Linked DNA regions of Homo sapiens: regions 1 and 3 are each linked to region 2. A link is a loop called in an ENCODE intact Hi-C map of the cell type or tissue named here. Cell type or tissue: sigmoid colon. All regions are shown on one strand. Each heading gives the region's core, and the rest is flanking DNA. Links, peaks and the distances in the headings are about the cores only.

Evidence for each region. Peaks named below come from ENCODE experiments on the same cell type or tissue, not always from the same donor. Only the 100,000 strongest peaks of a DNase experiment are listed, where the experiment ranks them.
Region 1: it touches region 2 in a loop (4-fold over the local background); 3 of 110 quality-filtered maps call a loop at or near these places.
Region 3: a loop joins it to region 2, with 4 times the contacts of the local background. A loop is called at or near these places in 2 of 110 quality-filtered maps.

The regions. Positions count from the first base shown.
Region 1 is chr18:50,778,790-50,789,574 of GRCh38, reverse strand. No RefSeq gene overlaps it. Among named protein-coding and RNA genes, the nearest start is that of MRO, 36 kb to the left of the region's middle. In sigmoid colon, for the core only: a CTCF peak has its summit at 4,619 (motif pointing right); a DNase peak (open chromatin) is centred at 4,624.
Region 2 is chr18:50,701,650-50,712,434 of GRCh38, reverse strand. All of the region lies in intron 2 of MAPK4 (mitogen-activated protein kinase 4), which reads right to left. It overlaps LOC124904302 (a long non-coding RNA gene), which reads right to left and starts at 7,992. Exons shown (of 2, transcript XR_007066369.1): 1 at 7,582-7,992; 2 at 6,296-7,475. In sigmoid colon, for the core only: no CTCF peak of the experiment used is centred there; a DNase peak (open chromatin) is centred at 4,373.
Region 3 is chr18:50,502,455-50,513,239 of GRCh38, reverse strand. No RefSeq gene overlaps it. Among named protein-coding and RNA genes, the nearest start is that of MAPK4, 52 kb to the left of the region's middle. In sigmoid colon, for the core only: a CTCF peak has its summit at 5,942 (motif pointing left); a DNase peak (open chromatin) is centred at 5,899.

The sequences.
Region 1 (10,785 bases), core at 1,249-9,248, 77 kb before region 2:
AAAGGATATTTGCATTGTTTCCTGGGCCTCTAGTGTATGCTGTCCAATATGGTAGTCTCCAGCCACAGGTGACTGCTGAGTAATTTAAAGATGGCTAGTCTAAATTAATAAGCACTGTAAGCATATGAAAAACACACTGGAAGCCTGGGTATGGTGGCTCACGCCTGTAATCCCAGCACTTTGGGAGACTGAAGCAGGTGGATCACCTGAGGTCAGGAGTTTGAGACCAGCCTGGACAATATGGTGAAATCCCATCTCTACTAAAAATATGGACAAAAAAAAATTAGCTGGGCATGGTGGCGGACGCCTGTAATCCCAACTACTTGGGAGGCTGAGACAGGAGAATCACTTGAACCTGGGAGGCCGAGGTAAAAGTGAGCTGAGATCAAGCCACTATACTCCGGCCTGGGCAACAAGAATGAGACTCCATCTAAAAAAAAAAAAAAAAAAAAGAAATACACATTGGATTTTGGACACCTACTATCAAAAAAAGAATGTAAAAATATCTTATTAATCATGTTTTATATTGATTATATTTTGAAATGACAGTATTTTACATATATCAGGTTAAATAAAATATATTCAAAGTTAATTTCATCTGTTTCTTTTTAGTGTTTCTTAATGTAGCATCTAGAAAATTTTAAATTATGTTTGTGGCTTGCATTATATTCCTTTTCACACAGTGCTGCCCTAGTGTATGTTTGAAAAGCCAGGCAAGCTACTCCAGAGGCTGAGGCACAAGAATCTTTCGAACCCGGGATGTGGAGGTTGCAGTGAGCAGACATCGTGCCACTGCACTCCAGCCTGGGTGACCGAGGGAGACTCCACCTCAAAATAAATAAATAAATAAATAAATAAATAAATAGCCAGGCAGCTGGGGAGAGATTTTGAGCAGGGATCCTGAGAAAGCACATTTTTTTTACGATGCTTACTGGCTCCCTCCAAGAATAAGGGTGGCTTTGATGGGGGGTTTGGTGGGCGTGAGCTACTGCAGTAGTCTCCTGTCCTGTAACGTGAGGTGTGGGGTGAGCAAGGAGGGAGGAGGTAAAAGAGAAAGCTAAGTCATTGGCAGAGGCCGAAATTCCTGCCCCTGGATGGGACAGTCACAGCCCTGACGCATGGTGGGCCTCATCAACTGGGGGCGGGGGCTGGTAGTGCAAGAAAATGCCTGAAAGCTCAACTAATCTGTCCCTCTGCCCCTGGGAAAATATCAGCTAAGTCATTTTGGCACCTGTGGGGATAGAACCAGGCTGGGGCACTGTGCCCCTGCCACCAGCTCTGTGACCTTGTGCAGGGTGCTCTTCTTCCCTGGGCTTCATTTTGCTGATCTTAAATTGAGGGAGATGAATCTGTTCAAAGACCCCACCCCTCCGACTGTGCATGCATCATTGTGTCACCTCTCACAAAGTTGAACACTTAACCTCCAGGCTGAGGGGACCCATCACCCTAGTTTGCCCAGGACTGAGGGTTTTCCTGGGTCACAGGACTTTCAGTAATAAACTGGGACAGTCCTGGGCAAACTGGGACAAGGCCAGTGGCAGAGCTGGGACTAGAAACCAAGGAGTTACCGAATGGTGTGTGTGGGAACGGGGCGGTGGGGGGACTGAACAGGAGGGGACTGGTGGGGGAGCTGAAGAACGGAACGCTCCTCTTTCTTCTTCCCGCAGCCGCCCGTGGAGCAGCAGCTGTTTCTAGAATGACTGATGGGTGCAGGAATGGGGAGAGAATATATAGGTGAGGGTTTTTGGCAATGCACTTACGTGCCTCTCCTAGCCCTCAGCTGCTGTATGGAGCCCACTAGGCCTATATGGTCGAGGGTAAGGTCCTTAATGGATCTGCTTCTGCCCACTCATTCAGTGTGAGGTTACCAGAAACAGGCTGTCCCTTCCTGTACCTCCCTCTCTAAGTAGAATCATTCTAGAACCAAGACTATCACAGGCGAGTGTGAAAATAGTCATTATTACTACTTTTATTTTTATTTTATTTTGTTTTTTTGAGATGAAATCTTGTTCTGTCACCCAGGCAGGAGTGCAGTGGCCTGATCTCGGCTCACTGCAACCTCCGCCTCCTGGGTTCAAGTGGATCTCCTGTCTCAGACTCCTGAGTAGCTGGGATTACAGGCGCCTGCCACCACGCCCAGCTAATTTTTGTATTTTTAGTAAAGACCAGGTTTCATAATGTTGGCCAGGCTGGTCTGGAGCTCCCGACCTTCAGTGATCCACTCATCTCGGCCTCCCAAAATGCTGGGATTATAGGCGTGAGGCACCGCATCGGGCCTATTACTATTTTTAAAATTAGGAACTTCTTCTCTTTTGATTAGCAATTATTTTTTATTCTGTTTCCTCAGTACTTGGTGGGGACAGCGCCCCATGTGCATCAATCACTGCAGCTGAGTAAAAGGCTGCACTTACAGTTCCTAGCATCGAAAGCCAGAGCTTTATCCAGGACACGGCTTCCTAGGGGCTTCTCTGCAGTGCAGGCCAGGCTGGTTGCTTAGGAATCCCTCAGAGTGGTGGTTAAAACTGCACATTCCTGAAAATTCTGAATGAGTAGGTCAGAGGTGGGACAAGGGAGTCTATAAGGGTGAGCTTTGAAAAGCTCCTGGTGAGTTTGGTGCACAGCCTGCTTTGGGAGTGAGCAGTGGTTCACAGTCCAGGCTGCACCTTAGAATCACCTAAAAAGCCAATGCCCAAGCTGCCCCACAGACCTATAAAATCAGACTTTTGGCCAGGCACAGTGGTTCACGCCTGTAATCCCAGCACTTTGGGAGGCCGAGGCAGGCAGATTGCCTGAGCTCAGGAGTTTACGACCAGCCTGGGCAACACGGTGAAACCCCATCTCTACTAAAATATAAAAAATTAGCTGGGTGTGGCGGCGTGTTCCTGTAGTCCCAGCTACTCAGGAGGCTGAGGCAGGAGAATTGCTTGAACCCGGGAGGTGGAGGTTGCAGTGAGCCGAGATTGCGCCACTGTACTCCAGCCTAGGCAGCCTAGGTGACAGAGCGAGACTCCATCTCAAAAAAAAAAAAAAAAAAAATCAGACTTTCTAGAGGTAAGATCTGGGTATCAATATTTTTAGAAAAGCTCCCCAAGAGCTTTAAAAATCTATCAAAGTGTATTGATGAAGACATTATGCTAAAAGCAATAAAACAGAAACTAAAGGACAAATACTGTATGATGCCACTTAAACGAGATTCCTAGAGTAGTCAAATTCATAAAGATGGAAAATAGAATGGTGGTTTCCAGGACTGGGGGGAGGGTGGATGGGGAGTTATTGTTTAATAGGTACAGAGTTTCACTTTGGGAAGATGAAACAGTTCTGGAGATGGGTGGTGTTGATATTTACACAGCAATGTGAGTGTGCTTGTGTTAGTTTGTTCTCATGCTGCTATAAAGAAATACCTGACTAGGTAATTTATAAAGAAAAGAGGTTTAACTGGCTCACAGTTCCACAGGCTCTACAGGAAGCATGACTGGGAAGGCCTCAGGAAACTTCCTATCATGGCAGAAAGCGATGGGGAATCAGGCACATCTTACAAGGCTAGGGCAGGAGGAAAAGAGAGTCAGGTGTGGGGGGATGCGCTACACACTTTTAAACAACCAGATCTCATAATAACTCACTCACTATCACAAGAACAGCACTAAAGAAGAAATCTGCCCCCATGATTCAATCACCTCCCACCAGACCCCACCTCCAACATTGGGGATTACTCAAGATTTGCGCGGGGACACACACCCAAACCATATCAGTCCTCAATGCCACTGAACTGTACACTTAAAAACAGTTAAAATGGTAAATTTTATGTATGTATATTTTACCACAATCAAAAAGGGGGTGTTGACTAAAGTGTGCCTTTGTCTTCCTAGTCCCTTAGTTCTCCCCAGAAAAATCATATTACCCAGTTTCACATTACCTAGTTTCTTCATTATCCTTCCAGACATATTCTATGCACTTATAAGCACATTGGAATATAGGTATTTTTTTTCACATCGATGTGGAAACATTACACGTTTACATGATGCTTTTTTTTTTTTTTTGATGGAGTCTCACTGTCACCCAGGCTGAAGTGTAATGGCACGATCTCAGCTCACTGCAACCTCTGCCTCCCAGGTTCAAGTGATTCTCCTGCTTCAGCCTCCCAGGTAGGTGTGCACCACCATGCCCAGCTAATTTTTGTATTTTTAGTGGAGACAAGGTTTCACCATGTTGGCCAGGCTGGTCTTGAACTCCTGACCTCAAGTGATCCACTGCCTCTACCTCCCAAAGTGCTGGGATTACAGGTGTGAGCCACCACGCCTGGTCTACATGCTGCCTTTTTAATTTTTAAAAACTTATTTATATTATTAATTAATTTGAGACAGAATCTCGTTCTGTTACCCAGGCTGGAGTTCAGTGGTTTGATCATGGCTCTCTATAGCCTCCACCTCCTGGGCTCAAGCCACTCTCCCGCCTCAGCCTCCTGAGTAACTGAGAAAGAATTTGTAGAGGGGTGAGTGGGGAGTGGAGGGCCAGCTGCCTTCACAGCCCCGGTACCTTGGCTGCCAAACATCTCCAGCCCTGGGTTCTGCACTCACAGCAGTGGTGGCCACCTCAGTCAGAGGGGGGGACACCAAAGCTGCTCAGTGACCAGAGGAGGGCGACAACATCCCTGCTTTTCACCCTCTAAGAGCCATTCTTTCAACAGACAGGTTTAGACTCTCCAGACCACACTTGGAATTCTCACACCAAGGAAGGCTTTGTTCTGTTGCAGGGGAAGGAGAGGGAACCACTCTTCATAGCAAAGGCTTGCAATTTCTTTTCATTCATATCTCCAGCCTTTAAATGGGTATTTGTTGAAGCCTTTTGATGTGCTTTGTGCTAATCGCCTAAGGATTACACTGCCTTGTCCTATGGGAGCAGTAGCCTCTGCCCTCCTGTATCTCTGGCCACAGGTATCTTTCTACTGCTGAGGTGCCCCAGCCCAGTCCACTCACCTTGGCTTGGGCTGCTCCAAGGGAAGCACTTCTCCTTGCTTTCCTGGGCTGGCTAATTTCCCCTCACTGTTTCAGAATCCATGCCATGCCCCTTCTGTGTGTGTGTGTGTGTGTGTGTGTGTGTGTGTGTGTGTGTGTTTGGAGGAGGGGTGTGTACAATTCACATAATATAACATTAATCATGTAACCATTTAAAAGCGTACAATTCAGGCTAGGATGAAATGTACACTGATTATGGGCTCATACCTGTAATCCCAGCACTTTGGGAGGCCGAGGCTGGCGGATCACTTGAGGTCAGGAGTTTGAGACCAGCCTGGTCAACATGGTGAAACCTCATCCCTACTGAAAATACAAAAATTAGCCAGGCATGGTGGCGCACACCTGTGATCTCAGCTACATGAACTGCTTGAACCTGGGAGGCAGAGGTTGCAAGCGAGCTGAGATCATGCCACTGCACTCCAGCCTGGGCAAAAGAGCAAGACTGTCTAAAAAAAAAAAGTGTACAATTCAATGACATTAGTACATTCATAATTTTGTGCAGCCTTTACTACTATGTAGTTCTGGAACATTTTTATTACTTCCAAAGGAAATTCTGTACCCTTTATTCAGTCACTCCCCTTTTCCCCTTCCCCCTAGTCCCTAGCAATCACTAATCTGCTTTCTGTCTCTATGGGTTCACCTGTCCTGGACATTTCTTATAAATGGAGTCATACAATATATGGCCTTCTTTGTGTCTGACTTCTTTTGCTGAACATGTTTTTAAGGTTCATCCACACTGTAGCATGCATCAGTACCTCATTCCTTTTTATGCTGGACAATATTTCTGTGCATGGATTTACCACATTTTGTTTCTCCATCCACCTGTTGATGAACACTAGTTAGATCGTTTTCACCTTTGGCTGCTGTGATAAAGCTGCTATGAACATCAGTATACATGTATCTGTTTGAGTCCCTGCTTTCAAGTCTTTTGGGTGTATATCTAGGAGTAGAATTGCCAGGTCATATCGTAAGTCGATGTTGAACCACCAAACTGTTTTCCACAGTGGTTCACCATTTTTCATTCCTGCCAGCAATGTACAAGGGTTCCAACTTCTCCACGTCCTCACAAACACGTATGTTCCATTAAAAAAATTATGTCCATTCTAGTCAGTGTGAGGCGGTATTTAATTATGATTTTGATTTGCATTTTCCTAATGACTAATGATATTGAGCATCCTTTTATGTGCTTGTTGGCTGTTTGTATATCTTCTTTAGAAAAATATCTATTCAAGTCCTTTTCTCATTTAAACTATTGGGTTGTCTTTTTGTTATTGAATTGTAAGAGTGCCTTATACATTCCCAATACTAGACTTTTATCAGATATACGATTTTTAAATATTTTCTCCCATTCTGTGGTCTGTCTTTTCACTTTCATTATAGTATCTTTTGATGCAACAAAATTTTTCATTTTTGTTTTTGTGAGACAAAATCTGGCTTTATCACCCAGGCTAGAGTGCAATGGCATGATCTCGGCTGTCTGCAACCTCCGCCTCCCGGGCTCAAGCCATCCTCCCGCCTCAGTCTCCCAAGTAGCTAGGACTGTAGGCATACACCACCATGCCTGGCTAATTTTTGGATTTTTTTTTGTTTTTTTTGTAGAGATGAGGTCTAATAAAAGCCAACTAGATCTTTCAAACTCAATTGGTGGAAATTTGGTTCTTTGATAATCTGAACTTTATTAAGAAAATAAATTTCTCACTGTTTCTTACTTTTTTGTTGTTGTTGTTGAGACCGTCTTGCTCTGTCGCCCAGGCTGGAGAGCAGTGGCGCGATCTCGGCTCACTGCAACCTCTGCCTCCCAGGTTCAAGCGATTCTCCTGCCTCAGCCTCCTGAGTAGCTGGGGTTACAGGCACGCGCCACCACACTTAGCTAATTTTTGTATTTTTAGTAGAGATGGGGTTTCACCATGTTGGTCTGGCTGGTCTCGAATTCCTGACCTCATGATCCGCCAGCCTTAGCCTCCAAAAGTGCTGGGATTACAGTTGTGAGCCACCATGCCCAGCCTGTTTCTTACTTTTAATTGGTCTTTGTTTGCCTCTCAATTCTTAAGCCTCCTCTCCCCCAGTAACATTTCCCCCACCCCATGACAGCCACCCACTTTCATTGGTATTTCCTTTACCTTATCACCAATAACTCCACTTTCCATAATCATAGTTTCAGAAACCCCAGGCTCCAACCACCACCTCATATGTCATCAGGGAATTGCAAATTAAAAAAATAAGGTATCACTACACACCTATTAGGATGGCTGAAATCCAAAACACTGACAACACCAAATGCTGGTGAAGATGTGGAGCCACAGGAACTCTTCTTCACTGTTGGTGACAATGCGAAATAGTGCAGCTACTTTGGAGGACAATTTAGCAGTTTCTTATATAGCTAACATAGTTTTACCATATGACCCAGCAATCACACACCTAGGTATTTACCCAAATGAGTTGACAACTTAGGCCTACACAAAAACCTTAACACAAATATTTATGGCAGCTTTATTCATAATTGCCAAAATTTAGAAACAACCAAAATATCCCTAATATATATGAATGGATAAACAAACTACAGTACACCATGCAATGAAATATTATTTAGTAATTTAAAAATGAGCTGTGATGCCATGAAAAGATATGGAGGAATCTTAAATGCATATTGCTAAGTGGAAGAAGCCAATCTGAACCCACATACTATATTATTATGGAAAAGTCAAAACTATGGAGACAGGAAGATCAGTGGTTGCCGGGGGCTAGCAAAGACAGAAAAAGAGGTAAACTTGTAGAGTACAAAGAATTTTTAGGGCAGTGAAGCTGTTCTGTATGTTACAGTAATGACGGATAGATGACATTATACATTTGTCAAAACCACAGAACTCTACAAACAAGTGTGAACCCTAATGTAAACTGTGGAGTTTAACTAATAATAGTGTATCAATATTAGTTCATCAACTGTAACGGATGTATCACACCAATGCAAGATATTAATAATAGGGGAACTGTAAGGGGAAAGAAGGAAGTGAATGGGAATTCTCTGTATTTTTTGCTCAATTCTTCTGTAAACATAAAACTCTTTAAAAAAAATTTAAACCTCTTCAGCCAAAAAAAAAAAAAAAGAGAGAGAGAAAGTACTTTTTCTGTGCCATTGTTCCCTTTTGCTGTCTTTGAATGTTGTTTACTTGAAACTATAATGTTGAGAACTGCTGTATCTATCCCATCTTGCAACTATGAAGGCACAAAGTGGAGAACAAAATCCAGCACCTTGAGGTGAGCAGAATTAAACAAAACAAAACAACAGTAAAATTGTTTTTAAAGACGTTGAAGGTTTGGATTAACTGTCCCTGAAACTGTCCTATCTCCAGACTTCTTTTTGTAAGAAAATAGATTTCTCAGCAAGCATGGTGGCTCATACCTGTAATCCCAACACTTTGAGAGGCCGAGGCGGATGGATCACCTGAGGTCAGGAGTTTGAGACCAGCCTGACAAATATGGTGAAACCCCGTCTAATACTAAAAATACAAAAATTAGCCAGGTGTGGTGGCAGGCACCTGTAGTCCCAGCTACTTGGGAAGCTGAGGCAGGAGAATCACATGAAACCAGGAGGCAGAGGTTGCAGTGAGCTGAGATCATGCCACTGCACTCCCTCCTGGGAGACAGAGCAAGACTCCGTCTCAAAAAAAAAAAAAAAAAAAAAAGAAAGAAATAAAATAAATTTCTCATTATTACTTTTAATTGGTCATTTGTCTGCAGTTGAAAACATACTAATTAAAATATGACAATTAGCCCATTTCATACATAGGTAAACTGAGGTTAGAAGTTCAGCTACTTGCGCAATAACATACAGCTAGAAAGTCTGATTCAAGCCTGGTTTTCCTAACTCCTGACGGTCCAGTCTTTAAATTTAATGTGCACTTCTCTTGTATGTGGGCAGAACATGTGACTTGCTTTTAGCCAACAGAATATGACAAAGGTGTTAGAGAGACTCTTATTGCTGGCTTGATGAATTAAGTGGCCATGTCATAGAAGAAAAGAACAGTGGGTAGTCGAACTGCAGGGGACCTCTAGGATCTGATGGTGGCCTCCAGCAGATAGCACACAAAAACCCTGGGACTTCAGTCATAGAGTCCAAGGAAATGAATTCTGCCAGAACAAGAATGAGCTCAGAAGCAGATTCTTTCCCACTCAAGCCTCTAGAAGAGGATGCAGCCTGGCTAACACACTGGGTGCAGCCTTCTGTCCCTAAGCAGAGGACTAGGTAAGCTATGCCTGGACTCCTGCCACTGCACTCCAGAAATTGTGAAATAATAAATGGATGATGTTTTAAGCTGCTAAATTTGTAGTAATTTGCTACGCAGCAATAGAAAATGAATATACTATCCTCTGCACAAGCCACATTTTGATTTTCCACAATTATCTAAATTATGTTTTACAAATTCTGACATTTACGCAGATATTAGATCTTATATATTAGATGGGTAAACAATGGTTCTGGAATGAAGCTAGCAAGAGTTCTTATCTTTTTGCTTTGAGCTGCAGGAAAATATAAAGAAAGATGTCTTTTGAATAGAACATAATTAAATCGTCTTTCTTGAGACCTTGTGTCAATCTGATTAGCACACAAATTGTTTTTTCATTTGGCTCCTCTGGGTTGTAAATATTTCCTTTCTTCCAACTTCCTTGGAGGATGCATCTGAGGGGAGTGTTCCATAGCACGGAAACACAATTACCTATCAGCGAAGAGAGAACCGAAGAGAAGAAAGGAAAAAGAAGGTGTTTTTTAAAGGAGTCCCAAGGGTTCAGGATGCATTTGAAAGGGGTACAGACTAAAGATGAATGGCTACCCATCTAGAAAGAGGGAAGCAGGCATCCCTGATTCCCTTCTCTTCCTAGCAGATACCTGGGGTACATGAGGGAGAGAGGGAAAAGCGTCCTCTTTCCCTCTTCCATCCTTGCATTCCCGAGTCCCAGTGACCTTGGCAAGTCCCGCCATGAATGCCAAAACGGTTTGTACCCATGAAGCAGGGAAGGCCTAGAGAATAGGAATTATCCACTCTCACCTAAGCCTCTATCCCCCCTACTGTCAAGTCAGTAGCCTTGGAGTTCCCTAGACCTCATTTATGCTATGGATATTAATGTGGCCTTTATCCATGAAACAGGAAGCTTGGGGTTGGCTTAATGGGCAGGAATCAGCCATGCTCGCCTGCACTGTACCTTTTAACCTCTCCTGTTATTTGTCTCTGGATCCCTCAGATCCAGTTTTCTTTCCTAGGGCTTTGACCTGAAGCTTGGAATTGAGTCTGGGACAAAAATGTATCTCAGCAGGGGTTGCACGGGCTCCTTGTCATAAGCCAAATGCCAAGGTGGAACTGTGGAACTGAGTCCTCCTCCAACAAGGGAGAGGAAAGGATGTCTTGCGACACACCCAGATAACTGGTAGCTATAGTTATGTTTGCTAGGATTTGGGTGCATGGTGCTTGGCTTTGGTTAGTTCCCTTGGTCTTACTTTCCCAAAAAGGAACCTCCAAGTGATCCTATTTATTCCCACCTGGCAGGATTTGCAGGATAATTGCTAAGAACTAGAATATTGATCCAGATTTTTACATTATCCATCCCTCTTTTTCTTTCTGAGCTGCAACCAGAGATTGCTGGTAGGTTCACAGGAATAAGTGGGGTCAGTCTAAAATGTAGGCAAAAACTTAAACACAGCTAATGAGTTTAGAATTTAATGACAGATGTATAATAAGTTTGATTAGCTCTGGAACATGATTTCTCCCTCTTTGGTCCT
Region 2 (10,785 bases), core at 1,058-9,057:
TTCTTTGAGACAGGTTCTCGCATTCTGTCGCCCAGGCTGACATGCAGTGGCGCAACAGTGGCTCACTACAACCTCTGCCTCCCAGGCTCACGGGACCCTCCCACCTCAGCCTCCCAAGGAGCTGGGACCACAGGCGCACACCAACACACCCAGTTAATTTTTGTATGTTTTGTAGAGATGGGGTTTCGTCATGTTGCCCAAGCTAGTCTCAAACTCCTGAGCTCACGCAGTCTGCCTACCTCGGCCTTTCGAAGTGCTGGGATTACAGGCATGAGCCACTGTGCCCGACACTTAAAGGGGATTTGTTGATATGTTTCAGAAGCCACAAGGCTGAGAAGAATTTGGGAAGGTGCAGTGTCTTCTGCCAAGCTGGTGCAAGAGAAGCCCCAGGAAGGGGAGATGGGAATATATGGGAAGCTCCATTCCCAGGTCTGGGGGCAGACACAGTGGACCAGGGCCCTGCTGTCAGCTGAGCTGAGCCCTGGGTGTCCGAATGGGAGAGGCTCTGGGGCCCACAACATGGTACTGGTGATCAGAATTCAAGAGAGGAGTTGCAGTCGAGTGGATGGGGTGAAATTCAGGATAATTTTCTACAAAAAAAAAAAAAAAACTTTAAAGAATACCCAGAAGTCGAGACCCAATTTTATTAAAAGAGCTCATAAATCAATAAGTATATTGGCTCAAAAAAAATCTCCAAATAGCCCTCTGCCCAAGCCTGCAGGGTGAGGATAGTTTCAGCTTCTTTTGGATGTAGAGAGGAACATGTCTCTGTGATCAGACCTGGTCTCCCCAGGCAGGGCATGCCCATGCACAGGGTGGCCAAGGAGGGAGTGAGCAGGACAGCAGGCACACTTGGCGCACAAGTGGGTGCGTCTGCACGCGGCTGTTGCAGGCCAGCTGGGGCCAGCCTCTTGTGTGAGGCTTTGTAACATCACTGCTCTGAGAAGACATGAAGTGCACACTCCCACAGTTCTCTGTGACCACCACTCAGAGCACAAGAAACAAGATGGGAGTGGCCCCTTCCTAATCGTCTATTTCCTCCTGCCACCTTGTGCCCACTGGGAGGCAGATGAACATGGTTTCCTTTCTAGACCCTTTTAAGGGGCCTTGGGACTTTCGTCAGCTATTGCTCCCATCCACCCATTTTGCTGTCCCTTTAGAGTCACGCAGAGCCCATGGGAGGCTTTGACTTTAAAAGCTTCAGAGGTGTTTGGGAAATAATCTAGCAGCAGCTGCCCTGTGAGGAGCATAATTAGGGGCCCCTGAAGGATAGAGAGAAGGTATAATTAAAGCTCTGAGCATTCTCTTTGCAGAGGGAGCAGGGAAGCAGCCCTCGATCCCAGCTGCCTGCCAGGGAATTCAGAACAGCCTGGATCAAAGTCACTCCAGAAGGGTGGGCACTCCCAGCTGCTCCAGCAAGCCCGTGCTGGGTGGGCACCAGTTCTGATCTGGAGCCAAGTCTCCTGTGCCTGCCCTTGCTGTGCCCCCACTGCCTGATCTCTTGCGTGTGGGAGTTGGAAGGTTGGGGGAGAAGGCTCAATCCAATAAACTTTCTACTACACCCTTTAATGATAATGTGCCTACTAATCCCTTAGGGGTATGATGAATTTATTTATTTATTTATTTATTTATTTATTTATTTATTTATTTATTTAGAGACGGAGTCTCACTCTGTCACCCAGGCTGGCGTGCAGTGGCGCTATCTCTGCTCACTGCAAGCTCCGCCTCCCGGGTTCACGCCATTCTCCTGCCTCAGCCTCCTGAGTAGCCGGGACTGCAGGTGCCTGCCACCACGCCCGGCTAATTTTTTTTTGTATTTTTAGTAGAGATGGGATTTCACTGTGTTAGCCAGGATGGTCTCGATCTCCTGACCTCATGATCTGTCCACCTCGGCCTCCCAAAGTGCTGGGATTACAGGCGTGAGCCTCCGCGCCTGGCCTATTTATTTATTTGAGATAGGGTCTCGCTCTGTTGCCCAGGCTGGAGTGCAGTGGTGCCATCTTGGCTCTCTGCAACCTCCGCCTCCCGGATTCAAGCGATCCTCCCACCTCAGCCTCCCAAGTAGCTGAGACTACAGGCACACGCCACCACGCTTGGCTAATTTTTGTATTTTTTGTAGAGACAGAGTTTTGCCACGTTGCCCAGGCTGGTTTCGAACTCCTGAGCTCAAGCAATCCTCCCACCTCAGTCTTCCAAAGTGCTGGGATTACAGTCATGAGCCACCGTGCCTGGCCTGGTATGGTATGGTGAATTTAAATGAGATGACATTCTCCAAGAATAAAAGCCCAGTCAACTTTAGCTCTGGGGGATGAGGACAGGGTGGGAAGGGTTGCTTTTCCTTTCATGCTGAAGCAATGTTTAGGGCTGCCCCTGTTTCCAGGCTAGGATGATAAGAGACTCTGACAGCCTCGCCTTCCCAACCAGAAGTTTCTGCAATGTGTCCTGGGAGCCTAAGGTGTCTGTCCCTGTGTGAAGGATGGGAAAATGATTCAGATCATCCCTTGTCTTCAAAGAGCATTTCACATGGTTAGAGAGATGAAATGTTAATATGGAAAAAATGTAAGGACCAGGAAGTAATCATGGCCAACATTTCTGTGGGACTTACCCTGTGCCCAGCACTGTGTTAGTATTTTACATGAATTTGATGCAGGCCCTTCACAGACTAATAAAATGACTGGTTCAAGGTGCTGTAACTGGGAAGTGGTCAGGGGTGTCTGGCTCCTGCACTCATCACTTTCATACTGCCAGGCCTTCCCCCATCCCCAATGACATGCTTGTGAATTCACAAGCACTCCAAGAGATGTGCTTGTGAATGTGCAGACCACTCAGAGCTGCCGACTTGGAGTCCTCCAATCTCCATCTTGAATGAGCTCCCCAGGGGAGGCGAATGCCCCCTCCTAGTGCGGAAGGCGTTTCAGCGTAGGTTGCAGAAGGGCCATGTGTGTCTCTGCTTTTCTAATTAGCCTGGGCAGGCCTGCGCCCCTAGTGGGGCCCTTGCAAGTCTTACTAGCAGGTGGGCACTGGTGGAGCAAGGAGGCTGCAGGCTCTGTGCTCCCTCTCCACCCCATCACGCTTCCCCCAATTCCCCGGGCAGTCTGGAGAGCAGGGGATTAATGGACTCAGGAAGGCCTCAGGAAGGCCCCTGGCACTGCACTTCCTTGGAAGAAGAAAAACTTAGGGGAAAAGTGAGGCTGTGGCAGGGAGACTGTGATTCTTTCAGGGGACTGGGTTCCCAGGAGCCCTCCCGGTGGAGGAGCAGTGGAAATCAAAGGCCTGTCACACGAGAACCTGGCAATTTCAGTCTGGAGGACATGGAAGGGGTGGGCGTGAGAGCTGCCTGTAGACATTTGCAAGGCTGTCATGTAGAAGAGGAGCTAAGCTTGTTCTCTGAGGCTCTGGGGACAGCCGAGAGCCAATGTGTGAGACAGAAATCTATGCAACATGATAATACCAGCTAACATTTATTGAGCTCCTCAGACAGTTTTATCTGCTTTATATGGATTAACTCATTTCATCCTCACAGCAATCCCATGAGGTAGGGACTCTCATCATAGTTATTTTACAGGGAGGAAACTGAGGCACAGAGAGTGTAAGCAGCCTGTCCATACTCACACAGCCTATAAGTGGCACAGCTGGAATTCAACCCCAGGCTGTGCAGATGTAGCTCCTTTGACCTGAATAGAGGGCTCCACTGCCTCGCACATAAGAGAGACTTCTAAGGCTGCCAGGGCTTTCTGTGGGGGCCTGGGCTGTCTAGACAAGCAGAGGGTCCAAGCACAGAACAGACAGTCTCGTGGAGAGATGTGCCAAAACCGTCTTCCTGGTGGAGACCCTAAAGCTTGGCTTCTCAAACTTTGGGGTGCTCTCAGATCCCTTGAGGACCTCGACTGGTTAAGCGCAGATTCCATTTCTCAGTCTAAACAAGGTGATGCTGATGTTGCGGTTCAGATGACCACACTTGGACCAGCAAGTTCCTAGATGGTCTTTATGATACTGGCCTGCCCTAAGAAATTATGATTTGCTTTACTTACAGGCCAGGCAGATTTCTCAAACCGAGCAGCAGACTGACCTATAATAGGGGTTAATTCTTTGAGTTACAGACACTCATCAAAAGATCATTTAGAAGAACAACATCCTCCCAGAGGTCCCGCTGAAGCAGACATATACAGCCTCTCTTCTGTAGTCATCTCCCTCTGAAGGCATAATTCTTATTTGTGCCAATGTACATATGAGGCACGTGAGAAACCTTTTTTAAAAAGGAATAATACCACAGCCAAATAGCAAACTCATTCCATTAAACTTATTTGCAGGAAAGCATGCAGCAGGGACTCTCTCAAATTGAGGGAGGGAACACATCACAAAGCCTGGCTCACATCGCAATCACTGGGAAATCATCTGGCACGTTCTATTACGCAGCTAAAGTAAACATGGGTGAAGAAATCGTTTGGCTAAATCAGCTGCACTGAATTTTCATAAACTTCTAAGATGCCCTAAATGCTGATCTGCTGATCCCCTTTCAGGGCTGCCCCTTCTCCACTCCACCCTCTGGGGGATCCTGGACAGATCCTGAAATTCACCATCTCTTCCCAGGTTTCCATGGAAATCAACCAAAAGCTCATATAAATTCCCATAGGCCTGCAGGCCCTTGTTGGACACTCCAGGCCCTGTGTGGTCACTTTCTTTGACTTTAAAAAAATTATAATAAAATTGCCATAAAAAATTTAATTGTAATAAAATACACATACCATAAAGTTCACCATTTTAACTGTTAAGCATACGGTTCAGTGGCATTAAGTATATTCACAATGCTGTACAACCATCGCCACCATCCATCTCCAGAACTTTTTTTTTTTTTTTTTTTTTTTGAGACAGAGGCTCACTCTGTCACCAGGCTGGAGTGCAGTGGCACGATCATGACTCACTGCAGTCTCCCAGTAAGACTTGCAAGCGATCCTCGGGCTTTAACCCCCCAGAGTGACTGGGACTACAGGTGCGGGCCACCATGCCTTGCTAATTTTTGTATTTTTTGTAGAGATGGGGTTTTGCCATTTTGCCGAGGCTGCTCTTGAACTCCTGAGCTCAAGTGATCCACCTGCCTCCTCAGCCTCCCAAAGTGCTGGGATTACAGGCATGAGCCACTGTACCCAGCCAAGAACTCTTTTCATCTTGCAAAACTGAAAGTCTGTCCCCCTTAAACAATGACTCCCCATTGTTCTTGCCCCCTGCCTCTGGCAACCACCATGCTCCTTTCTATCTGTATGGGTTTGATGGCTCTAGGGACCTCACAGAAGCAGAATCATACAGGCTTTGTCCTTTTGCATCTGGCTTATTTCATTTAGCGTAATGTACTTCTCCTTACTTTTAAACAGCAGGAAAGTGGGAGCAATGGAGTTGGGCTTCTTTTTAAAAAGCACTTCGGTGAAATGTGGTTGTCTTCTAATTCAGCTAGAGCTCACCGTCTGATAAAAGCTTTGGACATTATCCTCATGGGGTCCAAATCAAGAACTCTGAATCCTATTACAGTTCAAAGACAGGATAACATGTTCTGTTTGTTCAGTGATGTACCAGGACTGGCAGCTCCATTACCACCATCCTCACCAGGACCAGTGGCTGGGCTGGGTAGAGAGGTGGGTGGAGGGATGATTTGGTTGGGCTGCTTCTGCCTCAGTTTCCTTATCTGATTTTGCTGCTGGAGGGGCTACAAGTTCTCCTCTGTGGGGCATTAGCATCCTGGGGTGCTGCATGACAATGGACAGCAATCTTTAAGTGAGAAGCCCTGCTAGGCCAAAGTGATTAATTTTTAATAGGCCAGTCCTTGTGCAAATGGCTTCTTTTAGTAAGATGCATTAACTGTCAAGCCACAAATAGACATCTGTCACGCTGGCTTTCAAGGGGAAATCTGGTGGCACTCTAGAGCACGGGCTCTCAGACCTGCTACAGGCTGGAAGCACCTAGGGAACTTAAAAAAAAAAAAAAACTGACGTTCAGGACTCCTGCTGTGCCAATCACATCAGAATCTGTGGGGGCGGAGGCGGGGGGGTGGGAACCAGGCATCAGTGATTTTTTTACAGCTCCCCAGGTGACTCCAAGGTGTAGCTGTATTTGAGAACCAGCATCTCTAGAGGTCTTGAGTTCACCTGCTTTGGAAAGGTAAGTAGTATTTTCATGGTTCCTGGATGAGTACAGGTTTCTATTTCTACCTCCCCTCAGGATAAGATAAATCCTTGAGTAGCCGCAGAGGTTTTCCCCAGATGGCTGAACCACAGGAAGTAAAAATTTACTGAAAAATCACTGATCATAATAATAGCTATCGTTTATTGAGAAATTATGATGTGCCAGGCACCGTGCCAAGTACTGCTTTATTAATAGTGCATTTAATTATCAAAATGACCCTGTGAAACAGGTAGAGAGATGGGGCTAACTTGAGCAAGATCAAATTAACTAATAATTGGCAGAGCTGAGATCTGATCCCAGCAGTGAGCAAAACAAAGTCCCTGTAATCATGAGGTGCACACTTTGGATGGAAAGACAGCTGAACAAACAAATGGATGATATGTCTAGTGGAGATAAGTGCAAGGAATGGAAATAAAGCAGGGTAAGGAGATAGAGAGTGATGGGGTGGGTGGTCCAGAAAGGCCTCTCATGTAAGGGGACATTCGAGCAGAGACCAGAGTGAGTCAAGGGGCGAGCCACGTGGCCATGTGGTAGAAGACATGAGACGTTGGTCTCTGAGCCCCAGGCCTCCCCTTTCTGTCCCCGACCTCTTCCCCCGAGGAGGGTGGAAACTTTCTCCGCCCTCCTAGCAAACTTTTCTCTCAGCTCCCTTATTAACATCCAGGTACATAACTGAGAGCACATTAGGGAGGGGAGGGAATATTTGTTGACATCCACTCTGTACAAGGGATTTTGCCAGCAGTAGCTCAGCTCACCTCCTGAGAACCCTGTTGAAGGTATTTATTTTTCATTTTACATTTGGGGATATTACTGCAGGACCCTCCTCTCTGACTTAGCTGGCAAGGCTTTGTGTTCACACAGCCTCCTGGACCCCTTCATCTAACTTCATTAACTCTATAGCAGGGGAGGCAGCGAGGGCTCCTGAAGGCAAGAGCCAGTTGTTTTCCCTCTGTCTGCAGTGCACCTCTGTACAAGATAGGCGCTCACTTACAATCGGGTGAATGAATGGAGTAAAAACGTTGAGCTAAAGGAATGATTGATATGCCCATGAAATTCAGGAACTGACCACCAGTCAGGAGAAAATTAGCTCGAAGTTTCATTGCCATGTAGAAATCTCAGGACAAAGGTAGTGTCTGTGCTCAAGCCTAGCCCTCTGCCGTGTGGGGTATGGGTCCGGTTTTCTATTGAACATGCTATTCATGCTACCGTGTGGAAGCCGGACCCCTCAGGCTGCTAATCTTGCCTGGGACCAACCTGGAGGTCAGACTCAGAGCTTTATTTCACCTCTCTACACCTCCACCCTCAAAAAGAAAGAAAGAAAATGTGAGTCCAAAAGCACTTTTGAGGAGTGGGTAATAATAACAGCCACCTGCCAGGTGCTGACCATGTGCTTGGGGTGCTCCTCACCCTCTGTTTCCTTCCATTTGGTCATCATGATGCTCTCCCAGGATGGCTGCTGTCATTGTCCCTGCTCCACAGAAGAGGATGCAGAGGCAGGGAGGGTAACGACACAACATAGTCCAACATCACAGAGTCCTCCATTAGGCCTCCAGGCCCCAAAGTTCCCTCCGATTCCAGCCTCTTCACAGCTGCTCCCACCCCACAGGACTGGAACTCTCCCCAGTTTGACTTGCAGAGAACGCTCAGAAGAACAAAAGGAACTTCCCTGACTTCTCCCTTCTCAGAAGGCTCTGGAATGTGACCCACAATGCTTGTGATGCAATCAGTAGACTAGGAGAAATAAGAGAGAGACACACATGATTGTCTTGCTTTTTTTTTGGAGACAGGGTCTCACTTTGTCACCCAGGCTAAAGTGCAGTGGCTTGACCTTCTGGGTTCAAGTGATCCTCCTGCCTCCCAAGTAGTTGGGACTACAGGCATGCACCACCACGCCTGGCTAATTTTTGTGTTTTCTGTAGAGACAGGGTTTCACCATGTTGGCCAGTTGGTCTCGAACTCCTGAGCTCAAGCATTGCACCCGCCTCAGCCTCCCAAAGTGCTAGGATTACAGGCATAAGACACCGTGTCTGGCCTTTCTTTTTTCTACTGATGCGGGATGAGGTAGAACTTAGATGGGTCTGGAGGGCGTGACAGATTTTGGAGTCTCCAGGTAGACTCATTATACAGATGGCGTGGGAGGGAATGGAATGGGCCCTAGAGAGCTTACCTGAAGTTTTAAAAGTCTCTCTGTCACAAGGTCTGCCTGGAAAGGGCAGGTGTGGGGAAGGAGGAGGCTCCTGGTGGTCCAGCCTAAATGTAGGCAGGAAGTAGCTCCCTGTGGAACACTGGGGATGCCCTGCTCCTCCTGAACTTGACCACCTGCCTGTCTGGGTGCAGGAGTCTCACCTACAGACTTGCTGTTTTTAGTTAAGATAGTAAGGTAGTGTTTCCTGAAATGAATTCATATTCCAAAGATGTTAATAGCTAGCAGGGGAGATAGGATGTGTGCCCAAACACCCTTGGGACAGGCTGGCAACAACCAGTGAAGCTTATTTATAAAGTCTCAGAATCTTCTAGATGGGGATTTAGTATGTAGTGCTTGTCAAACCTCTTTGACCACTTATCCACTTTTTTCTAAGTGCATCATGGGGACCAGTCTTTCTCAGGACAGGCTGTGAGGAATGCTGGGTAAGGTCCCTGTCAACATATCAACTCGATACCTGGGAGAGGAAACATACTGACCTGTTAAGCCCACTGTCTTCTGTTAGCAAGACTAATATTATGGCGCCTGCTGAATGCTCTGTGTGAATGGAGGCGCACTGCCTCCCCCACTTATCCTGAGAGCCCCTGAGTGCTGGGACCTCTTGGTGTGCCTGGTGCCTGCAGACAGAAGATGCTGAAGGCAGGTGGCTGCGTGTTATAAAAGCCATTAGAAATGCCAGCTACTTTCACTCCACAGAGGCTCTGGCCCCTTGGAAAAGCAGGGATGTTTTGGTTAGGAAAGGGAGGCTGGGCAAGGTGGAGAGTGCAGGTTACTGGAGGAAGGAGGTGCCTGCTGAATGAGTAGCACTGAGACCACTGCCCAGGCTGGCCAGGCAGGGAAGAAGTACAGGCAGTGGGGATGGAGAAGGGGAGTGAGCATGGGGAGGAGGGCAGCAGAAAGGTCTTGAGATCAATTTGAGAGGGGTCTCCAGAGTTGCTTCTGTTAGGGTCCAAATCCAACTCTTGGCTCAGTAACCCTGTCTGACCCTGACTTTGGGAAAGGTCTTTTTGGATCACACTATTCACAGGGAACCACATCTTTTCTGCAGAAACTCTTGTATTCTGGGAAAACCTGCAAGTTGCAGGCAGATACACCACTTTTGAAGTGCCCACATACTGGGAGGCAGCTCCCGGGTCACCTGTTCGAGAGAATTACAGTCTCATTTCAGATGCTCTTTTAACAGGCCTTTATAAAGTGTTTCCAGTAGGTCCGGCCCTGTTTGTGGTACTCTGAATCAGGGGACTGTCTTCAGGGAGCATACACTCCAGCTCTGGGCAGTAAGTATGCTGGTTCAACTGCAAAGACTATCATGAAACCAGGGCACAGTCAACACCAGATGAGGGCAGGAAGATGGGGCAGTCACTGTATGAAGAAGGAAACAGAAAAGGGGCCAGGGTGGATCTTGGTTTGGGGAGCCTCTTAAAAATACAAAATCATGAACACAAAATTAGATATGAAAATGAATATTTATGTTTAATCAGAAAAGGAACTGCAGCAAATTAAAAATTATAAAAAGCTGGCAAATACTACAAACACCACACCATTCATAAAAATAACATTTTTACTAATTAGCTGCTTGGCAAACTGCTGGCAGCAAATGTAAACATGCTGCATAATCTCTGATCTTCTCTTCTGTGACAATTTTGTAATATGCTTCTTTATTTTTTTAAGAGACAGGGTCTTGCTATGTTGCCTAGGCTAGATTCAAACTTCTGGGCTCAAGTGATCCTCCGACCTCAGGCTCCTGAGTAGCTGGGACTACAGGCATGCACCACCACGCCCAGCTTGAAAGATAACTCAGTCTTTGAAAGTTAGGTAGTTAAAAAGATAACTAAGTCTTTCTTCTAGTGTGGTTGATACTTTAGAATGGTTGATTTTTTTTTTTTTTTTTTTTTTGAGACAGAATCTCTCTCCATCACCCAGGCTGGAGTGCAGTGGTGTGATCTCAGCTCACTGCAACCTCCGCCTCCTGGGCTCAAGCGATCCTCCCACCTCAGCCTTTCTGGTAGCTGGGAACACAGGTGTGTACCACCATGCCCAGCTAATTTTTTCTGTTTTTAGTAGAGACAGGGTTTCACTATGTTGCCCAGGCTGGTCTCAAACTCCTGAGCTCAAGTGATTCGATCCACCTGCCTTGGCCTCCCAAAGCGTTGGGATTACAGGCATGAGCCACCATGCCCAGCCTTGTATGGCTGATATTTATAAGTTCTTTTACCTTATAAGTTTTCTGGATTATCAAATTTGGGAAATAATTCTATTTAGTGTTCTTTTGTACATGACCTATAAGATTTGGGGGGCGTTTCTAATTTTCTTATGTGGTGACTCAACTTCTATTCTCTTTGAATTAACGACACTCATTAACCAAGTTGTTGATGATGTCCTAGTTGCAGTCACATGTTATGAGTTGT
Region 3 (10,785 bases), core at 1,284-9,283, 200 kb after region 2:
TTTGAAAAGGTGAGGTTTGAGGTTTTATGTCATAATAGAGGAGGAATTCCTATTCCAAGATTATATATAAACAATCATCCATATTTTATTCTGTCAATTTTTGTAATGTCATTGTATACACTTTAATCCTGGACCCTTCTAAAAATATGTGTGAAGTGGGGATCTAATTTTAAAACATAATTGTTTAAGTAATTCATCATATCACTCCAGTGATATGAAATGACACCTTATTTTCATGAAATAAAAACATTTCCAGACTCAGAAAGTTTACCACCCACAGACCTGCTCTGATAGAATTACCAAAGAATATTCTCCATCAAGAAGGAAAATGAACCCAGAACACAGTAAAGGGATGGAAGAAGTAATGCTACACAAACAAAAAGTAAACCATATAATAAGCATTGCTTATAAAATATTATTTTAAAAAATAATTAGGTCTAAAACTCTGGATAATAACATGGGTGAGTGTGTGTAAGGTTTCAGGAGCAGTGGAAAATAAAATCATGTAATGTTCTTGTCATGTCTCAGGGAAAATATGTGGTGATTAGTTTCAGGGTTTCTGAGAGTATAAACTTAAGTACGCACATGACAATTTTAAAGATAATTAGGCTTACTACAGTGGCTAAAATTTAGAAGTCTGACAATACCAAGAGTTGGCAATGATGTGGAAGAATAAGAATGCTCTGGCACTCCAGCCTGGATGATGGAACAAGACCCTGTCACTAAAAAATAAATTTAAAAAAAGGAATCAGACATTTATTGGGGGAAGTATATATTATGTCCACCTTGAAAAACAGTTTGGATGTTATCTGCTAAAGTTGAAGATTCTCATATCCTGTGGCTGAGCACTTTTACTCCTAGGTGTGTGTGTGTATATGTATATGAATATAACTCCAAGAGAAACCTGAGTACCCATGCACCAAGACACATACACAAGAAGGTTCATAGTAGCAATGTTCTTCATATTCAAAAATCAGAAATAGTTGGGCACAGTGGATCACTCCTATAATCCCAGAACTTTTAGGATTGCTTGAACTCAGGAGTTCAAGACAAGCCTGGGAAACATGGCAAGATGCCATGTCTACAAAAAATTAAAAAAAAAAATTAGCTGAACCTATTGGCGTGTGCCTGTAGTCTCAGTTACTTGAGAGGCTGAGGAGGGAGCATTGCTTGAGCCTGGGAAGTGGAAGTTGCAGTGAGCTGAGATCATGCCACTGCACTCCAGCCTGGGTAACAGAGCAAGACCCTGTGGCAAAAACAAAAAAGCCAAAAAGAGAACAACAACAACAACAACAAAACCAGAAACAACCAAAATAATCACCAACAGAAAACAGAAAACACATTGCATTACGTTTAAACAAAAAAATGCTAAATGGCAATAAAGGTAAACTACGGCAACATGTCTGCAGACTGAATGAATCTTAAACCATGCTGCAAAGTGCTAGAAATTGATTACTATAAAAATGTGGATGGCGGCTGCCTCTGGGGAGAGGAAAGAGGTTGTGGTTGGGAAGGTATAAGACACATGTGAAATGTAACACATTATTATAAAGCAAATGCCCCGACACCATAATCCAGACCCACAAGTAGAACATTGCCAGTGACCTGGAAGCCCTTACGTATTTCTTCCTAAGCAAAAGAGCCTCAAGAAAGATTTCCAAATACATCAGTAATTTCCCAAAATAGGAATGAGTTAAACTCATTTATTAAAATATATATCAATTGAGAGAGACTCGACATCTCTATAACACTGAGTCTTTCCGTGTAAGAACTAGCAGTATTTTCCCTTTAATCAAGTCCTTATGATTTCTAGTAGAATTCTCAAGTTTTCTTCATTCTCCCAAGTCATTCCCATGGGGTTCTTCATCTTGCACTTGATTTCTGTTTGTTTGGTATGTTGTTTTTCCACATGCCTAAGGAGAGTAGTTGCCATTTATTCCTGGTGAATGTTAAGCTTTTTGTTTGCATCCGTGACTCCCGTCTGTGCTGCTTCTCTCATATCTCTAGCTGCACACAAATCTCTGATATTAAATGGTGGCTCAGACAGAGCCAAAAGCAGAACTCTGCAGCATGCTGGAAAGATCCCCTTCTAGGCAAACACATGACCTATTCATCAGGAGTATTTAAGAATAGTTGTATAAACACCTGTAACTTTAACCACACTATTTAGGATCTGTTATTTTTTCATCTTGTCTTCAAGAACATCATGGAATCAATTTTTGAATTATATGTATATACTACGTAAGTATATATATCTATATTAAAAATATATTTTTCAACAGTTTTTGGGGAACAGGTGGCGTTTGGTTACATGAGTAAGCTATTTGATTTCTGAGATTCTGGCACACCCAAGCAGTGTCCACTGTACCCAGTGTGTAGTCTTTTATCCCTCACCTGCCTCCCACCCTTTTCCCCAAGTCCCCAGAGTCCATTATATCATTCTCATGCCTTTGCGTCCTCATAGCTTAGCTCCCACTTATAAGTGAGAATATATGATGCTTGGTTTTCCATTCTTCAGTTACTTCACTTAGAATAATGGCCTCCACTTCCATCCAGATTCCTGCGAATGCCATTATTTCATTCCTTTTTATGGCTGAGTAGTATTCATGGAAAAAATTTAAAGTGCCTTTCTAAAATCCAAATAAAGTACATTTCCTTTATTTCATTGTTAAGTAAACCTAGGGGGGTAAGAAAAATCTGGAATTACCTTGACTTGACTTATTCTTAAAGAATCCTAGGCCAGGCACAGTGGTTCACATCTGTAATGCCAGCACTTTGGGAGGCCAGGGTGGGAGAATCACTTGAGGCCAGGAGTTTGAGACCAGCCTTGGCAACATGGCAAAACCCCATCTCTACAAAAAAAAAAAAAAAAAATCTAAAAATTAGCTGGGCGTGGTGGAGCATGCCTGTAGTCCCTGCTACTCAGGAAAACTGAAGCAGGAGGATCACTTGAGCCTGGGAAGTTGAGGCTGCAGTGAGCTGTGATTGCACCACTGCACTCCAGTATGGGCTACAGTGTGAGACCCTGTCTCAAAATAATAATAATTTGTATTGGCTTCCTATAGCCAATGTTTTCTAAGTACCTGTGAACCATCCATTAAATAATCCTGGGATCAGCATGAAGCTCACCCACCTATATTTTCTAGAATTGACTCTCTATGTCAGATTGGATTATTGTTACTAACACCCTTACTCCCTGTATTAGGATAATAGGTCCCTGACTTTTTCGGTGTCTGCTATGGCCTGACAATCTTAACTGCCTAGAGAGTAACTCAGCTGGGAAGTAGGAGCTCTTAATTCCTCACCTATCTTGGGCTTCAGGGACTAAAGCGTTGTTTATTCCACTTGCTCCAATTTTATTTTCTATCTCCTTGATAAAAGTGGCAAGAAAAGGGAAGCTACATCTGATTCCCATCATTTGGCCATAGTACGTTAGCCACCTCAAGCAATTGAATCCTATTCTGTCACTGACTGATAGAAGGAAGTTTAAGATGCTTCCATTTTTGTGGTTTTTCTTATTCTTCCCAATTTCAGCAGCCCATCACTGCCACTTGTTTCCGTAAGTAAGAGAGACTATTTTAAAAGTCCAAGTTGCTAATTTCAGTCTATTTTGACATGAACTGTCTAAGCCATGTGTGTGTCTACGTGTGTGTATGTGAAAACACTCAGTTTCTGAGAATCCTTAATTCATGTCCTTAGATAGACTTGGCTTCAGGATAATTTTTAGATTGTAAACGTGGGCTCACTGATGTAGCGGCAGAGGGGAGAGTCCTTACTCTGGAGGACAGTTCGGATTTGCACACTCCTCTGAGCATTCATTTTGTGTGTTTGTCACTAACGGTGAAGGAGGTGAACCAAACATTTTATAATGAATCTCCGACAGGAACAACTTGTTCTTTAAATTCAGAAGCCAAGAAACTTTCAATAGAATTGGTTTAGAGGGCCCGGGTGGTGGTTTTTTGTTTTTGGGGGGTATTTTTTGTAAACTCAAGTGGAGCAATTCTTATTCAGTCAGAACCAAAATCCTGTCTAACTATATTTGCATCACACTCGCTGGCACAAATTGCCTGGTGATGAAAATAAAAGAGCCTGTGTAAAAGTCTTGGAATAAAAACAACACACATAAGAAAAAGGAAACAGGATCTTGAAGGGAAATAGGAAGGAGAAAGAGGTCAACAGAGGAGAAATGGGGGAGGAGGGAAAAAGGGGGAGGGAGAGAATATCTATAGTCAGAGAATACTTGCATTGAAAGTTGCCTACAAGAATATCTAATCTAACTTAACAACCCTTACATTAATGGTTTGGATATTGAGGCACAGAAAGCCTAATTTGCACAGTAGCACTCAGTTAATAACAAAGCCTGTAGCCATAGTCTCACCACCTGTGTTCATTCTTTTTTCCTTCTACTCCTTACCCCTCAGGCAGGCTTATACATTAATTTGTTTAATATGCAATTAAAAATTTTATTTTTTTTAAAACTTTTATTTTAGGTCCAGAGGTACATGTGAAGGTTTGTTACGTAGGTAAACTTGTGTCACAGGAGTTTGTTGTACAGATTATTTCATCGCCCAGGTAATAAGCTCACTACCCAATAGTTATCTTTTCTGCTTCTCTCTCTCCTCTCACCCTTCATCCTCAAGTAGACTCTAGTGTCTGCTGTTCCTTTCTTTGTGTTCGTAACTTCTCATCATTTAGCTCTCACTTATAAGTGAGAACATGCAGTATTTGGTTTTCTGTTCCTGTGTTAGTTTGCTAAGGATATTTGCCTCCAGCTCCATCCATGTTCCCCCAAAAGACACAATCTTATTCTTTTTTATGTCTGCATAGTATTCCATGGCATACATATACCACATTTTCCTTATCCAATCTTTCAGAACATGCAGTTTTTAACTGGCTTGATTCATTGTGAGAAGAGAAACAACTGCCTCCTAGAAAAGTACAACAGAAAGGTTTGGATGCATTTGAAAGACTAAGAAAAAACCCAGGATATATTTTCATTCAAGCATCTGACATAGTTATTTGTCCAAACATAGCTGTTTGTACCTAAAAACTGAACGTTAAGTTTTCTTCTGGAGTATAGCACAGAAACTCCTTAAAGGCAGATTCCAAAGCTCCCTTCGTTGCTCTGGAAACTGGTTAATGTTCTTAGCCATCATGCCACGACTCACCTCATCCTTCCCTCAGGATGGGATTTCCAGAAGGACAAGAGTGAAGCTGGGAGAGGCTTCCATTATGATCTTCTAATCTTGCACTAAGGTACACGTGGGTCAACATCACACACACACACAGTCACATACAACACAAGCTACTCAAGGAATTTAGTCTTCTTCACTCATATCTACCTGTTATACCTGTAACAGTGTGGCCACAGGGGGGACAAAAAGTGCTATTCCAACTTATTAAAAAAATTTAGTTTTCTTCTTGCCCTGAAGAAAAAGTCCATTTCCCAGAACTACTGTAATAGGATGTTACAAGTATCTCTGACACCCAGAGATATGTATTCGGAATCTAACAAACTGGTGGGGCAGTGCCTCCCAAACCTCTTGGTACCAGCTGATGTGCTTGCAGGGAATGGCCAGTCTGTGGGACAGAAGTTGTAAGTTTAAGTTCCAGGGGGAGAGACTAGAGGAAAGGACCTTGGGGGGTTGTTTTCACAAAGGAAAGCAAGAGGCTTGGGGCACATGTATTGTTGCTGAAGGGCCTAAGAGCCAGACAGGGCCAGGGTAGGTCTGGGCTGGCGATTTCCACCTAGAACACAGTGTGGTTCTAGCAGTGCGTGCATCAAGAAAAGATGAAATAACAGACAGCAGTACTGGCCTCAGAAGGACTTTGCAGTTTTGGGGGCCCAGGAAACAGCAGCCTAGGCAGGGAGAATCATTGCTTTTGGAGAGCAGCCCAGCAGCAGCTGCAGTGGGGAGACACTGCCCTCAAGTGGCCTGTGGGCTGGGGACCTCAATGGTCCAGAACTCACCAGAGACATACCAGGATTAATTGGGGGACACTGAACATCCTGCTGTCAATGCTGTCAAATAGGTGGCAACTGTGAGCCCGCACATTCATATGTTAATGTTAGCATGATGTGCCCACGTGATCAGGAGGCCTGGGAAGGGGTCATTCTCTCCTTCCTCCTCTCATACCTGTGCTCCATCTTCCTCCAGAATTCCTGGATTCCAACTTCACAGATCAAGAGCATTTTCTCACAGCAGTCCTACGTCCTGACCATTGTGCAAGTGTATATTACACAGAGGCAGGAAGCCATTCATCTGCAGTCATTGTTGAGTTGTACCATTATTGTGAACATTTCGTGACAAGTGGCTGTGAAGTGACTTGAGGTTCAGGGTTTTTCCCCAATTTTTCTTATTGGGTAATGGAGGGACTTCCATTAGTGCAGGCCTCTGTTCCAGATATGGTTGTATCCTAGGAGATATCCACATGGATGGCCTCAGAGAAGACCCATCACCAGGACTGAAGTCAAAATGGAGGAAGTGTTAGACTTTCTGACATTGTTCCTGAGTAATTTCAGTTGGGGAAATATGGGGGAAAAAATGAGTGGATTCTTAGTGACTGGCCTTCAAATCGTGAGATGATCTGTAAAAACAAACCCCCTCTCCAGGCACTAGTTCCGAATTCAGGTCTAAGGACAGAAACTGTGTTCTATTCCCCTCTGTTTGTGCAATCTCAGCATAATGCCCATCACCAAGGTGTTTGTTGAGTTGAATTTTGTTGAATTCCTTTTTCAATAAGGTCTAGCAATAAATACATCAATAGCAAACAAATTAGGAGCTTTGCTACCACAAAATACAAGTGACCCCAGGGTGTAATGCAGACAGTTTGAGACTCTATGTCATAACTTGAGTGAGTTTGGAGCACTGGGTGGGAGAGAGAAACACAATAGGAAAAAAAGTTAACATTTGTTTTTTGTTTTGTTTTGATACAGAGTCTTGCTCTGTCACCCAGGCTGGAGTGCAGTGGCACAATCTCAGCTCACTGCAACCTCCACCTCCTGGGTTCAAGCGATTCTTATGCCGCAGCCTCCCGAGTAGCTGGGATTATAGGCGTGTGCCACCATGCCCAGCTAATTTTTGTATTTTTAGTAGAGATGGGGTTTCACCATGCTGCCCAGGCTGATCTTGAACTCCTGACCTCAGGTGATCTCCCCCCGTTGGCCTCCCAAAGTACTGGGATTATAGGCAGGAGCCACTGCACCCAGTCAAAAAGTTCACATTTGTTGAGCACTTACTATGTACTGAATGCTCTGCTTTCATTATCTCTATTGAGGGTTTGGTGTAGGGCTTGGGAGCTTCATTCTATCCTCTCACCTTCCACCCTTAAGGTTATAAACAAACAAACTTACTTATGAAGGACAATAACCAAATGGGAAACAAATGAACACTTTAGACATGGTAGCCCCACTGTACACTAATATTTAGGTTGGTACAAAAGTAATAGCGGCTTCTGCAATTAAAAGTAACTGCAATAACCACAGTTACTTTTGCACCAACCCAATACAAACTCTGAGTTGAAGAATTGAACTTAAAGGAGGCCTTTTGGTTCTTCCTCACCTGAATCTGAGATGGTCAGTTCCCCAGAAAAGATCCAACCTGATTTACCACACTCAGTTTCCAGTAGAGAAGGTGGGGCACAGAGACAATGTATGAGGTAGGGTCCTTTCTAGGCCTCTTACATCATGGAGACAGAAAATAAAAATAAGCATCTGGCCCATTCAAAGGACCCAGGCCCTCTTTCTGAAGCAACTACATCTTATTATTTATCTACTGCTATGTAACAAATTACCTCAACACTTGGTGGTTTTAAAACAACATTTATTATCTCACAGGTTCTGTGAATCGGAAATCTGGGCATGCCTTGACTGGGTCCTTGGGCTCAGACTGTGTTATACCACTGCAATCAGGCTGTCAACCAAGGCTCACTATGGAAGGGTCCACTTCCAAGCTCATTTATATGGTTGTTGATAGGATTCAGCTCCTTGTGAGCTATCGGACTGAGAACTTCAGTCCCTTATTGGCCTCTTGGCCAAAGGCTGCCCTCAGTTCCTGACACATGAGCCTCTCTATATGGTGGTGCATTATATGACAGCTTGCTTTATCAGAATAAGCAAGTGGGAAAAGCCAAGCAGAGCATGTGCAAACGAGAGAGAAGTCACAGTCTTTTGAAACCTATTCTCAAAAGTGATGTCTCCTCACCTTTATTATATTCTACTCATTAAAATATAAATGTCATTTAGAAAATTTGAAAATATGTGGAACAATAACAGTCATAAGTAACTATTATGTAAAGAAGAAATAAAAAGGAAAATCCAAAAATATAGGCATTTATAGCTATACATATTATAATGTATAGCTATAAATGCCTATATTAAAAAGAAGAAAGATGTCTTTTAAACACAAATATTTCCTATCGTGTTTTAAATATCTTTTAAATACAAAAATTAGCTGGGCATGGTGGCACACGCCTATAATCCCAGCTACTCGGGAGGCTGAGGCATAAGAATTACTTGAACCCAGGAGGTGGAGGTTGCAGTGAGCTGAGATTGTGCCACTGCACTCCAGCCTGGGTGACGGAGCAAGACTCTGTATCAAAACAAAACAAAAAACAAATGTTAACTTTTTTTCCTATCGTGTTTCTCTCTCCCACCATTTCCTTTAAGATGAATGAAATAAAAACACAACATACCAAAACTTACAGGATGCAGCTGAAGTGACATTTACTGGGACATGTATAGCTATAAATGCCTATATTATAAAAGAAAGATTTCAAATCAACCTAACCTCCACCTGAAGATGCTGAAGAAAGATCTAAAGCAAGGAGAAGATAGAAAATAATAAAGATTAGAATAGAAATTAATGAAACAAGGAAGAGAAAAACAATATATAAAAATCAATACCAAAAGCATGTTCTTTGAAAACATCAATAAAATTAACAAACCTTTAGCTAGATTGACAAAAAAAAAAAAGATTATAAAGGGAATACATGCAAAATATATGATATTATATGCAAAAACCTAGATAACCTGGATGAAATGAACAAATTCCTAGAAAGACATAAACTAATAAAACTGACCCAAGAAGAAATAGACACTCTGAACAAAACTGTAATAATGGAAAAGAATGAATTAGTAACAAAAAATCAGATTACTCAAAGAGAAAAGCAGGAACAGATGGCATCAATGCAGACATTCTACCAAATGTATAATTGATACCAACTTTTCACAAACTCAAATTCAAAAAAATAGAAGAAGGAACTCTTCCTAATTCATTCCATGAAATTAGAATATGAGATGATCTGTTCCCCAGAAACTGACCAGAAATTATTCTGATACCAAAATAAGACAAATGCATCACAGAAAGACTGCAGATCCATGTCTCTTATGAATATGTATGCAAAGATTGTAAACAAAAATACTAAGAAACCAAACTGGCAGTGTGCAAAAATTATACACATAACCAAGTACAATTTATCCCAGGAGTGCAAAGGTGGTTCAACACAAGAAAACCAATCAATATAATATACTGCATTAATAGAATGAAGGGAAAAAATCACATGATCATCTCAATTAATGCTGAGAAAGCATCTGACAAAATCTGACATTATTTCATGATTAAAAACATCAAACAAACTGGGAATAGAAAGGAATTTCATTAACTTGATAAAGGACATGTATGGAAAACCCACAGCTAACATCATACTTAATGGTGAAAGACTGAATTCTTTTCCCTTAAGATCTGTAACAACACAAGATGCCCATTCTCACCACATTTATTCAACATTGTACTGGAGGTTCTAGCCAGGACAATTAGGCAAGAAAAATAAGGTAAAAGCCATCCATTTTGGACAGGAAGAAGTAAAACTATCTCTATTCACAAATGACATAATCTTGTATATAGAAAATTCTAAAGAATCTAGTAAAAAAAACTATCAAAAGTAATAAACGAGTTCAACAAGATTGCAGAATACAAGATCAATGTAAAAAGATTGTATTTCTAGACTGATCTAGGGGGCATTCCAAGATGGCCGAATAGAAACAGCTCCAGTCTGCAGCTCCCAGCATGATCGATGCAGAAGATGGGTGTGATTTCTGCATTTCCAACTGAGGTACGTGATTCATCTCACTGGGACTGGTTGGACAGTGGGTGCAGCCCACAGACGGCAAGCCAAAGCAGGGTGGGGCATCACCTCACCTGGGAAGCACAAGGGGTCGGGGTATTTCCCTTTCCTAGCCAAGGGAAGCCATGACAGACTACCTGGAAAAATGGGACACTCCTCCCCAAATACTGTGCCTTTCACAAGGTCTTAGCAACTGGCAGACAAGGTGATTCTCTCCCATGCCTTGCTCTGTGGGCCCCACGCCCATGGAGCCTTGCTCACTGCTAACACAGCAGTCTGAGATTGATCTGTGAGATGGCAGCATGGTTGGGGTAGGGACGTCTGCCATTTCTGAGGTTTGAGTAGGTAAACAAAGCAGCCTGGAAGCTCAAACTGGATGGAGCCCACTGCAGTTCAACAAGGCCTACTGCCTCTAGACTCCACCTCTGTGGGCAGGGCATAGCTGTACAAAAGGCAGCAGGCAATTTCTGCAGAGTTAAACGTCCCTGTCTGACAGCTCTGAAGAGAGTAGAGGTTCTCCCAGCACAGCGTTTGAGCTCTGAGAACAGACAGACTGCCTCCTCAAGTGGGTCCCTGACCCCCATGTAGCCTAACTGGGAGACACCTCCCAGTAGGGGCTGACAGACACTTCATATAGGTGGCTGCCCCTCTGGGACGAAG